Regions from separate parts of the Homo sapiens genome. Here all the other regions are linked to region 3. Evidence: chromatin contacts called from ENCODE Hi-C or POLR2A ChIA-PET data. All regions are on one chromosome and are shown on one strand. The core of a region is the stretch at or near the end of the contact, and the rest is flanking DNA. Distances in the headings are between cores, read along the strand shown.

What was found. A loop is a pair of places that touch in the nucleus more often than their neighbours do. ChIA-PET counts read pairs that join two places held with the same protein, here RNA polymerase II (POLR2A). Pooled maps may share reads with other maps.
Region 1: a loop to region 3 is called in a pooled map, with 9 times the contacts of the local background. The contact joins two enhancer-like sites. A Hi-C loop is called at or near these places in 1 of 37 single-sample maps with no recorded cell type and 4 of 50 pooled maps. POLR2A ChIA-PET finds 5 or more read pairs at or near these places in 1 of 52 experiments (SK-N-SH).
Region 2: a loop to region 3 is called in a map with no recorded cell type, with 3 times the contacts of the local background. The contact joins two enhancer-like sites. A Hi-C loop is called at or near these places in 1 of 37 single-sample maps with no recorded cell type and 5 of 50 pooled maps.
Region 4: a loop to region 3 is called in a map with no recorded cell type, with 22 times the contacts of the local background. The contact joins two enhancer-like sites. A Hi-C loop is called at or near these places in 1 of 168 maps with a recorded cell type or tissue (endothelial cell of umbilical vein), 1 of 37 single-sample maps with no recorded cell type and 2 of 50 pooled maps. POLR2A ChIA-PET finds 5 or more read pairs at or near these places in 1 of 52 experiments (PC-9).

What each region holds. Positions count from the first base shown.
Region 1 is chrX:40,170,694-40,173,459 of GRCh38, forward strand. It overlaps a transcript of BCOR not described here. Among named protein-coding and RNA genes, the nearest start is that of BCOR, 74 kb to the left of the region's middle. RefSeq lists silencers at 1,317-1,376, 1,397-1,476. Within about 2 kb of position 1,423, at least 31 of the 41 ENCODE cell types and tissues checked have a DNase peak (open chromatin) inside an H3K27ac peak, as active enhancers do.
Region 2 is chrX:40,866,299-40,869,053 of GRCh38, forward strand. No RefSeq gene overlaps it. Among named protein-coding and RNA genes, the nearest start is that of MED14OS, 130 kb to the left of the region's middle. RefSeq lists an enhancer at 786-1,285. Within about 2 kb of position 1,278, at least 3 of the 41 ENCODE cell types and tissues checked have a DNase peak (open chromatin) inside an H3K27ac peak, as active enhancers do.
Region 3 is chrX:40,538,267-40,540,966 of GRCh38, forward strand. No RefSeq gene overlaps it. Among named protein-coding and RNA genes, the nearest start is that of ATP6AP2, 41 kb to the right of the region's middle. Within about 2 kb of position 1,420, at least 11 of the 41 ENCODE cell types and tissues checked have a DNase peak (open chromatin) inside an H3K27ac peak, as active enhancers do.
Region 4 is chrX:40,265,779-40,268,501 of GRCh38, forward strand. The region is part of intron 1 of LINC03099 (long intergenic non-protein coding RNA 3099); the gene reads left to right. Among named protein-coding and RNA genes, the nearest start is that of LINC03099, 4.2 kb to the left of the region's middle. RefSeq lists enhancers at 2,053-2,152, 2,183-2,232. Within about 2 kb of position 1,398, at least 26 of the 41 ENCODE cell types and tissues checked have a DNase peak (open chromatin) inside an H3K27ac peak, as active enhancers do.

The sequences.
Region 1 (2,766 bases), core at 173-2,672, 370 kb before region 3:
CATTAACCTCCAGTTTTTGACAGATTTTCTTAGAACATTCCAAAGATTCTCTCATTACTTCAGAAACTTATCTCGAAATGATGTAAAAGGAGGTTCAAAATATTAGGTTGCTTTTGGGTTCCCTTTATCTCGAACATTGTTGCGTAGATTTGAGAAAGGGCTGATTTCTACTTTGTTTTCTAATCAGCAAGTCACTGGTTTTTCTACCTAAGAGAGACTGAACATTAACCACAGTGAAGCAGAAGGGTTGAGCCGCATTTACAAAGTGCCTTCACATTTTGGTCCTCAGAAACCCATCCGAGGGGGACAGAGTAGGTGTTACTGTTCTGATTTTACACATGAAGAGACTGGCCACTCGCCCCCACAAATTTCTGGAAGCTAGTCTTCCTCACTGAACTGGAGCCAGAAGCCATGTGAAGCCAGCCTGCTCCTGCCTACACCCTCCTTCCTCCAGGTCAATGTCATTTAGAATATATTGCATCCTTTTCTTGGATCTGTCTGCTAGGACCCGGGCCACCCTCCTGCTGGAGGCAACCCCGACAGCCCATATTTTAAGCAGCTCTTTTCACAGCCTGCAAACCTCACGGATTGTCTCTTACAACTGTCTGTTTACTCACTTCCCTCCACCCAGTCAATTCCGACTCCAGGCCCGGGAGGACAATTTTAAAGTGTTTCTGCAGACAGACCCTCTGGCCGCGCCGGAAGTGTTTTATGGACCTGTGAGCCGAGTTAATCCCAGGAGGCGCGGCTGGATTAGTCCCGGGTATGGGTGGGGGATTCATGTGTTTAGGTTTAATCCCCATGGGGGGGGGGCGTAAGGAGAATGGGGGTCGGGTGGCTTCAGCAATGTGTGCCCCCTCCCCATTAAACTCCGAGATTTGCGCTAGAGCGGATGGAAACCGAGGCACGCAGCCCTCGACCCCGGCCAGGCGTGGAGTAGGGGAGCAGGGGGTGCCCCGCGTGGGCGCACCCTAAGAAACCAGTGCGGACATGGCGAGCGAGACCAGAGCGCAGTTGTGTGTGGTTTTTCCCCAGGTTTTTATTCTTCCAGCCCTGTGGAAAGGAGGAGAGCCGCAACCCGGAGAGGGAGCCGGAAAGAAACACTTAATCACCGGCGTCTCGCTGCTCGTCACGCGAAGATGGCAGCGGCTCCCCTGGGTTTCAAGGTTCCGGGAAAGGCGTGTGTTCTGCCTTAAGGCGCGCGGGCTGATGCGCTCTCTCCCTCGGCTCGGCGGCCGGCTCCGGCTCACAGAGCCTCTCTCAACGCCGGCAAGTGCAGCCGGGCCGCCCAGCCCCCAGGCCAGCCTGGCCCCCTCTGGGCCTGGGGTTGGCGAGGGCAGCTGGGCGTCTGCGCTGCCCAGCCCAGCCGCGGATCCATGGGGTTTCGCGAGCTGAAAGTAAAGGCTTGAGGGAGTGGGGACACCCACACCGACCCGCGGCACGCAGGGGAGTCAAGCTGCGGCCAATGCAAGACGAGCAGGGTAGACTACTACTAGCGGTGGCCGGAGGCTCAGCCACCTTCGCGGGAGAGGGGATTTACCGCCACCCTCATCCACGCGCAGGCCCCACCGCCCGGTCCTCTCCTCTGATCCCCGGGCCATTGCGAAACACGGAGCGAACAGGTCCTCGCCAGCAGCCGTCATTTCCCGGGAAGATGGGAACCCACAAGCCTGACTGTGCTTCCTAAGGATACTAGCGTGCGCGCAGACCTTGGGGGGAAAGAGGGCAGCGCGGTCTCCCCGACCCGGACTCTTCCCTGGCGCAGCACACAACCGCCACGGGCTTCCGAAGCGCCCGAGCGGGGAGGAGGAAGGAAAAGCGGAGGCCCGGGAGGCGGGCTGCGCGCTTGGAAGCCGTGTGTGTTTATGTGTCTGCGCGCGCGCCCTGGCCGGACGGGTGTTGAGGGGAGAGTGATCGTGAGCAACCCGGAACCAGCAGTCCCAACCTGGACTGACGAACTGGGCTCTCCAGTCCTGGGCCGTGGGGCTCCATGCCTCGGGCTGGCGGGACAAGCGGCGGGGAGCCCGGAGCTTCGGAGCCGCCGCCGGGCATCTAGCCAGCTCCGCGGGAGAAGCCCGGGGGCGCGTCGGGAGCCAGGGGACTGGTGTGAACTAGCCGCCCCCGCAGGCGGACGTTTAGCTCCGGCACCCGGGAGCACTGACACTGGGCGATAAGGAGTTCCTCGGCAATCGGCTGTCCCCAGTCCCCAGTCACCTCCGGCGGACGTGACCGCCGGATGCTATGCAGCTAGGTGGGCCAGGGGGGCCTTTGCATTGCCTTCCCTGACCCCTTCCTTGCCGCGGAGGAGCCACAGTAAGATGCCTCTGTACGACTCTCCAGAACTTTCTTTTGCAAAATAAAGGCCAAATGTTGGGCCTTCTAGTCTCTTCATATTTTCCTTTGGAAGGTTGGGGTCCAGGCAGTCCTCTCGAAACAACCCCCAAACAGATCACTTTCATTACAAAACGCTAGAGAGGCAACACAGCCCTATTTCTCTCTCTGGTCAATCCAGGCCCTATCTCTCCCTCTGGTCAATCCAGGCCCTATTATCCCAAGCTGTGCGGCTTTGGGCAAACCGCTTAACAGTTCGAAACCTCGGAGTCCTCATCTGTAAAATAAGACCAATACTATTATCTACCTCGTAGGGTTGTTCTGAGGATAACATGCCTCCATACATAAGGTGCTTAGAACGCTGCCTCCAGTACAATGCTACGTGTGTTTGTTACTATGATCTGGCACTCCCTTTGGATGGGTAGGGAGTACAAA
Region 2 (2,755 bases), core at 28-2,527, 330 kb after region 3:
GTGAAAATTCAGTTTTGATTATGTCCCATCCCTCAGTTGAAGCTTCTCAATGGCTTCCCATTGCTTTTAGGATAAAGACCAGAATATTTAACATAGGCTTCAAGGTTCTAAGTGATATGGCCCCTGCTCCCCTGCTTCATCTCCCCATCTCTACTTTGGCCACATGGCCTCTTTCTGCCCTTCAAATTTGCTATGCTCCATCTTACCACTCACTGTTACCTCTCCCCTAAAGCTCTCTCCCCCTTCTTTGCTGTGTTAATGCCTGCTCCTGCTTCACATGTCAGCCTAAGCCTTACCTCTTTGAGGTAACCCTTCCTGACCTCCCTAAATCTGCCTCATAGCATTATGTATTTTACATTTGTTTGTGTGATTGCTTTTAATATTGGTCACCCCCTACTCCTATCCACTATAATGTAATCTTCAAGAGGGCAGAGGCATGTTTGGTTTTGATCATCGCTGTATTTGCAGTGCCCAGCCAAGAGTCTGGCACACTGTAGGCACTTGGCCCCTATTTGTTAAACTAATAACTTGATAAATCAGGGGTTGGGCTAGAACATCTCTAGGGTTCATGTTAGCGCTAACTTTCAGGGCTTCCTTTTCAGATCCTTCTTGTAGATCAGAGGGGTGATGGGGAAAGCAGCCAACTGTGGTAAATTAACAGCTTCCACACAGTCAAAGCTGTTGGTTAGAACTCAAAGGAGCCCTTTTCCTACTTCAAAGATACTGCATGGCAGGCACCAGCATTGACCGGCCAGATAGTTTTCAAGGAATGCTTGATACAGGCCAGCAAACTAAGTGCCAGAAATCCTGGGACAGAGACTTTTGCCAAGAGATTCCCTGCTCTGGTGAGCTGAGCTGAGCTGAGAGATGGCTCTAAATGTCACTGATTAATCATGAAGGGTGCTTCTCAGCCATTCCAACACTCTGCTTTTGCTCCTTTTCAGGTCTTCACCCTTCGGCCCCTTCTAGAAAAACCCCAAGTGACTGCTGTCTAGAAATATCCTCAGATAATTGGCTTGGCTGATGCCCAGATGTCCCTTGTCTTATATTAAGGTGTTGGGGAAGGAGGCAGGGACAAGTTACTCTTCTAGCTCTTGCATTGTATGATTCTGTTATTCTAAATTTTGAGAATTTTTTTCCCTTTTAAAGAGTGAATTAATTCTATTTTGACAGCATGACTTGGATCCCATCCAGGGAAAAGAGGTAGGAAGTTCCAGGGATGTGAGTCATCTATCCACCGGGGCTGGAGGCAGTTCTTCTGTTCTTATCCCATGACAAGGACAAACTCTCTGTCAAGGTCAGATCATGTTCTGAATCCATACTCACCAGGCAGCCTGCCATTTCCAATGGCAGCTTCTCCTGGGGCTCAGGAAGGAGGGCTTAGGTGAGGCACCTGGACAATTTGGTCCTTAGAAAAGGGTGTTCCTCTGACTGTGAGTTAAGAATCTAATATCCTGTGTGAGGTGGGAAAAAGAAGTGAGTGCATGGCTGGGTCCTGAGTTTGGGTGGTAGAAAAGGTCTGTTTATAAGATGGAATACTATACAGCAGTATTGACATGGATGCCCTAGAGCCACATTAGCAACATGGACTAATTTTTTTAAGCTTTATTTTATTAATTGACACCAAAAACTGTACATATTTATGGGATACAATGTGATATTTGAATACATATATACATTGTATAATGATCAAGTCAGGGCAATTAGCAAATCCATCACCTTAAACATTTATCATTTCTTTGTGGTGAGAACATTCAAAGTCCTCTTTTCTAGGAAATTTGAAATATACAAAATATTGTTAACTATAGTCACCCTACTGTGCCATAGAACACCAGAACTTATTCCTATCTAACTGTAACTTTGTCCCCATTGACCAACCTCTTTCCATACCCCATCTCCCCACCCTCCCCAGCCTCTTGTAACCACTACTACTGTCTACTTCTATGAGATCAACTTTTTTAGATTCTGCCTATGAGTGAGATCATGCAGTATTTATCTTTCTGTGCCTGGCTCATTTAACATAATATCCTCTAGGTTCATCCATGTTGTTGCAAATGACAGAACTTTATTCTTTTTTACAGCTGAATAGTATTCCATTATGTATATATACAATATTTTCTTTATCCATAGTATTCCATTGTATATATTTTATTTTTATTTATTTGAGACAGAGTCTTGTTCTGTCATCCAGGCTGGAGTGCAGTGGTGCGATCTCAGCTCACTGCAACCGTTGCCTCCCAGCTTCAAGCAATTCTCCTGCCTCAGCCTACTGAGTAGCTGGGATTACAGGTGCCCGCCACCATGCCCAGCTAATATATATATATATTTTTTTGTAAAGACAGGGTTTCACCATGTTGGCCAGGCTGGTCTGGAACTCCTGACCTCAAGTGATCCACCCTCCTCAGCCTCCCAAAGTGCTGAGATTACAGGTGTGAGCCACCACGCCTGGCCCCATCATGTATATATACAACATTTTCTTTATCCATTCATCCACTGATGAACACAGGTTGACTCCATATCTTGGGTATTATGAATACTGCTGCAATAAACATGGGAGTACAGATAACTCTTCAACATGCCAATTTCATGTCCTTTGGATATATAACCAGTAGTGGGATTGCTGGATCATATGGTAGTTCTATTTTTAATTTTTTGAGGAACCTCCAATACTGTTTTCCATAATGACTGTACTAATTTACATTCTCACCAACAGTATGTAAGGGTTCCCGTTTCTCCACATCCTTGCCAACACTTA
Region 3 (2,700 bases), core at 170-2,669:
AGCAGCATCTTCTCAACTGTGGTCTTGAGTCAGCACCCCAGGCTATGTGTACAGGATTGAATGAACATGTCACCTCCTCATCACTGGATAACTGCTTCTAAAGGGCCCCTTTCGAGTGCCCTGGATAAGCCTCTAGGAGATGAAAGAAGCAAGAGTCTAAGGGTTTTGAACTGTCCTCTGTCTCCAGAGTAAGCGGTTGCCGGGACCATGTGTGTTCACTATGGGTGCTCAGGCCACAATCAACGCCTGCCTTCCACTGAGAGGGCTGTGTCCCTTCTGCTTTTTCTCCTCATTTTTATTGAGGGCGTATTTTCTTTATCTTTAAAGCTTTTATAGCTTTGTCTCTCTGCCTCGCTTTAGTACATTCTGTTGTTATGATTTATGCTGCTTTTACTGGCTCTTTACCCTCAGCACATAAACATGTTTAAGTTTTCCACATCTTAAAAAAATAAAATAAAATAAAAAACCCTTCCTTGACCCTGTGTTCTCATCTAGTTTCTGCATTCTCTCCCTCTCTCCCTGCCCCTCTCTCTCTCTGCCCTCTTCATTGTCAGCTCTTTAGAAGTCATCTGAACTCGCAATATTTTCTTCCATCCCACTGATTCCTTAACTCTACCGGCCAACTCACCTCTCCAAGAACCAGAAACTCAGCCCAGCTTTGCTTAGCACAATGAGGGGTTTTATTGGCAGGATGCTGGGAATACCTCAGGGCTGTGGGAAGAGAAGACGGGAAGAGGTGCAGCTGGGCCACCAGGATCCCCTGAGACTCTTTTCTTGTGGCCCCCACACTCTCTCTTCTCCGAGCTTCTCTGTTTGGAGTGATGGCATTCTTTCCTCCATGCGACTCCTAGCTTCTCCAGAGCCTTCTATCTTGTGGCTCCCACCCCCAGGGAAGGTTCAACTTGTTTGCCTTCATTAGTTGCAGTTTGAAAATCCCAGGGAAGGGTTCTGATTGGCCCACTGTGGGTCCGGTGTCTTCTCATGGATCAATCAGCCATGGCCACAGGAGTGAAAGTCGCACAGCAGAGACAAAACCACAGCTGGCTTCCTCCCTACCAGCAGTGCTTCACTGAAACTACTCTCATCCACCTGGGGGCGCCCCACCCACACGGCTCAGGCCTGACCTCTTCGTGTGCCCCTGCTGCTTCCGATTGCTGCTATCTGCGTGAAGCCGTGGAGCGCTACTGCTTGTGTGTACAACAGAGCAGCAGGGCCAACTTCAACTGATGATTCTCAGGTGTATAAATACCGCAGCTTCCTCAACCTCCGAAGTAGGCTAATGCGGTGGGCACAGAGATGAGCCCGCCAGGTTCCCCTCCAAGGAGGTATTCGTTGCCCCAGTTGAGCAGACAGTCTCCATCCAGCTGCCAAGAACCATCTCACCCATAGGCACTTCCTCCCCCCGGGGTAGCCCACAGCCAATGACTAGTCATTTCATCCCACTCCAAGACAGCACTGGCAGGCCAGACGCACTTCAGCGTTCCCCACGATGACTCCAGGCTTCAACAGGCCAGTTTTGCAATTCAACCCTCCCTCTGCCCAACCCCACTTCCTCCTCCTCCTACAGACGTTCCTAATGACAATCTTGCATGCCAAACTCCATTTCAGTTTCTGCCTGTTGAGAACCTAGCCTGTGACAGAACTGAGCTCTGTGTTCCACACTGTCTCTCAGAGGTCCCCCTTGGGACTGAGCGCCAGTTGCCTGCAGTGGGAACTGGCTTGGTGACACTCCCTTTATTGCTGGCTTCTCTCTCCTGTCTCACACCCCCATTCCCAAGCCCATATTCTCTGAATCTCCTAAAATCTAAATCTGTTTGCTCTCAAGCCCTTCTCTTGAGATCTGCTTCTGGAACAACTCAGACTCAGACACCAGGACTTTCTTGCTGTTAAATCCAGATGACCCAAACTTTATCTGCACAGTGTACCACTGTGACCATGAGCGCTTTTTGAAACACTTTCCTCCCTCAACTCCCTGAAACACTTTTCTGCTTCCCCTCTGGCCATTCCTTCTTCCCCTGCCCACTTCCAGGGTTGACAGCCTGGCTTGTTCTTGCAGCCAACACAGCTGAGAAGACCTGTCATTCCTCTGGAGCTGACTGCCACTACACAGGAATGACCCACACTGTCCATTTCCCATCCAGATCTCTCTCTCTATCTCTGTGTTGAACTCTGGACTCATATATCCAACTATCTCCCACCATCTCTGTGTGAATGTCCCACAGACACTTCAAATCATCATGGCAGGACTGAGCTCCTCACCATTTTCCTAAGCCAGCTTCTCCTGCTATACTCCTTTCTGTATTCTCCTACATTCCCCATCTCAGCAAATGGCATCACTGTCCCTAAAGCCAGCTATTCTGAGAGTCACCCAGCCTCCTACAAGTAAGTCTCCCTGATCCCAGGCTGTGCCATCCGCTAGCCACATAACCTTGAATAACTCATGAAACCTCTCTCAGCCTCAGTTTCTGCATCTGTAAAATGGTCTGTTAATAATAGTACCAGGCTGGGCGAGGGGCTCATGCCTATAACTCCAGCACTTTGAGAGGCCAAGGCAGGTGGATCACTTGAAGTTAGGAGTTCGAGACCAGCCTGGCCAACATGGTGAAACCCTGTCTCTATTAAAATACAAAAATTAGCCGGGCATGGTGGCGAGCACCTGCAATCCCAGCTACTCGGGAGGCTGAGGCAAGAGAATCATTT
Region 4 (2,723 bases), core at 148-2,647, 270 kb before region 3:
CAGAAGGCTGAGGCAAGAGAATTGCTTGAACCCGGCAGGCGGAGGTTGCAGGGATTGCGCCACTGTACTCCAGCCTGGGCAACAGAGCGAGACTCCGTCCCCGCCCCCCCCAAAAAAATTTAGCTGGGCGTGGTGGCGTGCACCTCTAATCTCAGCTACTTGGGAGGCTGAGGCAGGAGAATCGCTTAAACTCGGGAAGCGGAAGTTGCAGTGAGCAGAGATGGTGCCACTGCACTCCAGCCTGGGTGACAAAGCAAGACTCTGTCTCAAAAAAAAAAAAAAAAAAGCACGTTGTTTAATTCCTGACTCCTCCCCCAGTTAATCTCCACTTGATATTTACAAAACCTTCCCTTCCCCTCCCATGAAGAACAGGCTGACAAAGGATCTTGCTTTCTGTGGTGAAGAATGTTCTCATGGCCATGGCATTGGCCGCCTGAGTTAAGAGTTTCGAGAGAAAACAACTGAGAGGATGTAAATTGTACAGGGACAGGTTGCTTGGGGAGAAGTTCAAAAGACAAGGCTGGGCTTGGAGGACTGGGCCACCCGTGCAGAAGGGCGCTGGGTGCCGTGAAAGGAGAGGAACAGAACTGGAGAAAGGGTGTGAAAGTAAAGGGGGGATCTTGGAAAGCCCCCCCCACCCTGTTCAGTGGACAGAATGCTTCTCTCCCCTCATAGATCCAACTCCCTCATCTTCCCATCTCACCCTCTTGCTGTCATTCGATTTTCTGCCACAAAATGGGGACCCTCTGTGGAGTGAGGAACCAGGCAGGTGGCCCAGGGGGCCGCCAAGCTGGGTGGAAGCTGGTCTGGGGTTGGCTGCCAGAACAATCCAGGCTCCACTCCAGCCCATCAGGGGGCTTGAGGCTGGGTGGGTGAGATAAACTGTTTCAGTGGTTTTCAGGAGCCCTAATCAATTGCGAGGCAGAGCAAAGCCCTCTGCGGACAGATAAAGCCAGTCCTGCGTCGGTGCCCAGTTGGAGTTTGTGTGGTTTGAACTTTTGTGTGGTTTGGACAAGTTCGCCGGGTTTTGCTGGGGCGGTTTATTCTGTTTCCAAACTGCAGTAGAGGGAGGCAAACGGCCCTTGGACCCTACAAGCCACTCCTGAAATACGATAGGTGGCCTGTCCTCTCTCCCGCATGGTCCCAAAGGCTCAGGGAAGAGAGGCAGGGCAGGTGCGGGCCATACCCCGCCCTCCTGGTTCCCGCCGGTGGCTCCGGGTGTAGACATTTCTAGAAACGCTCCCCTGCCCAAGGCTGGCTAGACCTTCGCGTTGGGGAGCTGAGCTGCTGCAGGTTTGATTGTCTTCCCCTGCTTCCAAACTAGAAAGACGAATGCCCACTTTCGGATTCCATCTTCTGCCGCGGACGCATCCGGGACGCGCAGCCGCCCGGCGCAGAGGAAGCCCGGGACGCTGGGGACACCGCCTGGAGCCTCCGCGCATAGCACCGGGGCGTTTTTTCCTTCCAGCTGGAGGCTTCCCATTTAACCTCTAAGGTGCCAGAAGATCCGGATCCCTCGCGGGCAGGCCTTTGGCTGGCTCCGGGCTAGGCTGGGACCCCAGATCCCAGTGCCGCTGGCGAGCACTCGGCGTGCAGATGTCTGGGGGGCTGTGCGCGGGAGAGGAAGTCTGCCCAACGAGGTGGACGGACACTGGGCCCGCGGGGACCCATCTGACAACGCCCGGTCCCCAGGGAAGCCTGTGCGAGCCTGCGGGGGACCAGGGCAAAATAGAATCAGGAACATGTGTTGTTTGGGAGGGAAGCTGGGGCGCATGGCATGTCTCAATAGTGCTGGCACCCTCCAGGGACCTTCCTGCTTCCACAGAAGGTGGGGACGGGGAGGCGAGCATGGAGAGAGAGAAAGGGAAGTGGGAAGAAATTGGTCACGGAGGAAGCTATTTTTATGCTTTGCTACAGCTGCGTGCGTTTCTCTGACCAACTAGGCAGCGAAAATTAGACCGGCTCCGGCTGAAAACAGGCCCTAAACTTCACGGGGGTTGGGGGTAGTGGGACACGCGCAGGAAAGGGAAGGAGAGGGGGAAATCCCCATGGATCTGGCAAACCCCAGTGTCCCGGAAGCTGTCAATGCGCAGAGAACAAGCTCCCCTGCCCTCCCCGACTCCAGATGCCTCAACCTTCACCTTGGATGTCAGAGGCATCCTTTCCCCTCTGTGTGACATCTTGGGCATGACACAGCCAAGACTGAGGGTTAGTTCATCAGTGTCTTCTGCTTTTAGGCCTCAGAGGACTTATCCTTTTTGGCAGGGGACCAGACCTCCTGGGTGGCCTCCATCACCACTAAGTCACTTGGGCACCTGGAGAAATGGCAAAGGTCCCAAACAGGAAACCAAGATTGGGAAGTGAGGGCCCTAGAATTAGAATCTTTTGGGGTCTATGATTGTCTAGGTCAGCAGTTCCCAAAGTGTGGTCTGAGGATCCCTGTGGTTCCCTGAGCCCTTTTCAGACTGTCCTTTTCTAACTGCAAAGCTCCATTAGGCTGGATTTTCTTCAACCAAAACAATGTATCACAACGCATTGGATGCCCAAGCCCCTATGAGGAAGCAGCTGTTTTCAATTAAGCCAGATATTAAAGAGGTTTGCAAAAATGTAAAAACGATGCCACTTTTCTCCCTAAACTTTTTTGTTTGTTTTGGAAAATACGGTTATTTTTTAATAAAATTGTGCTATCGATGTTACCATGTATTTTATCCATTGCTGTGTAA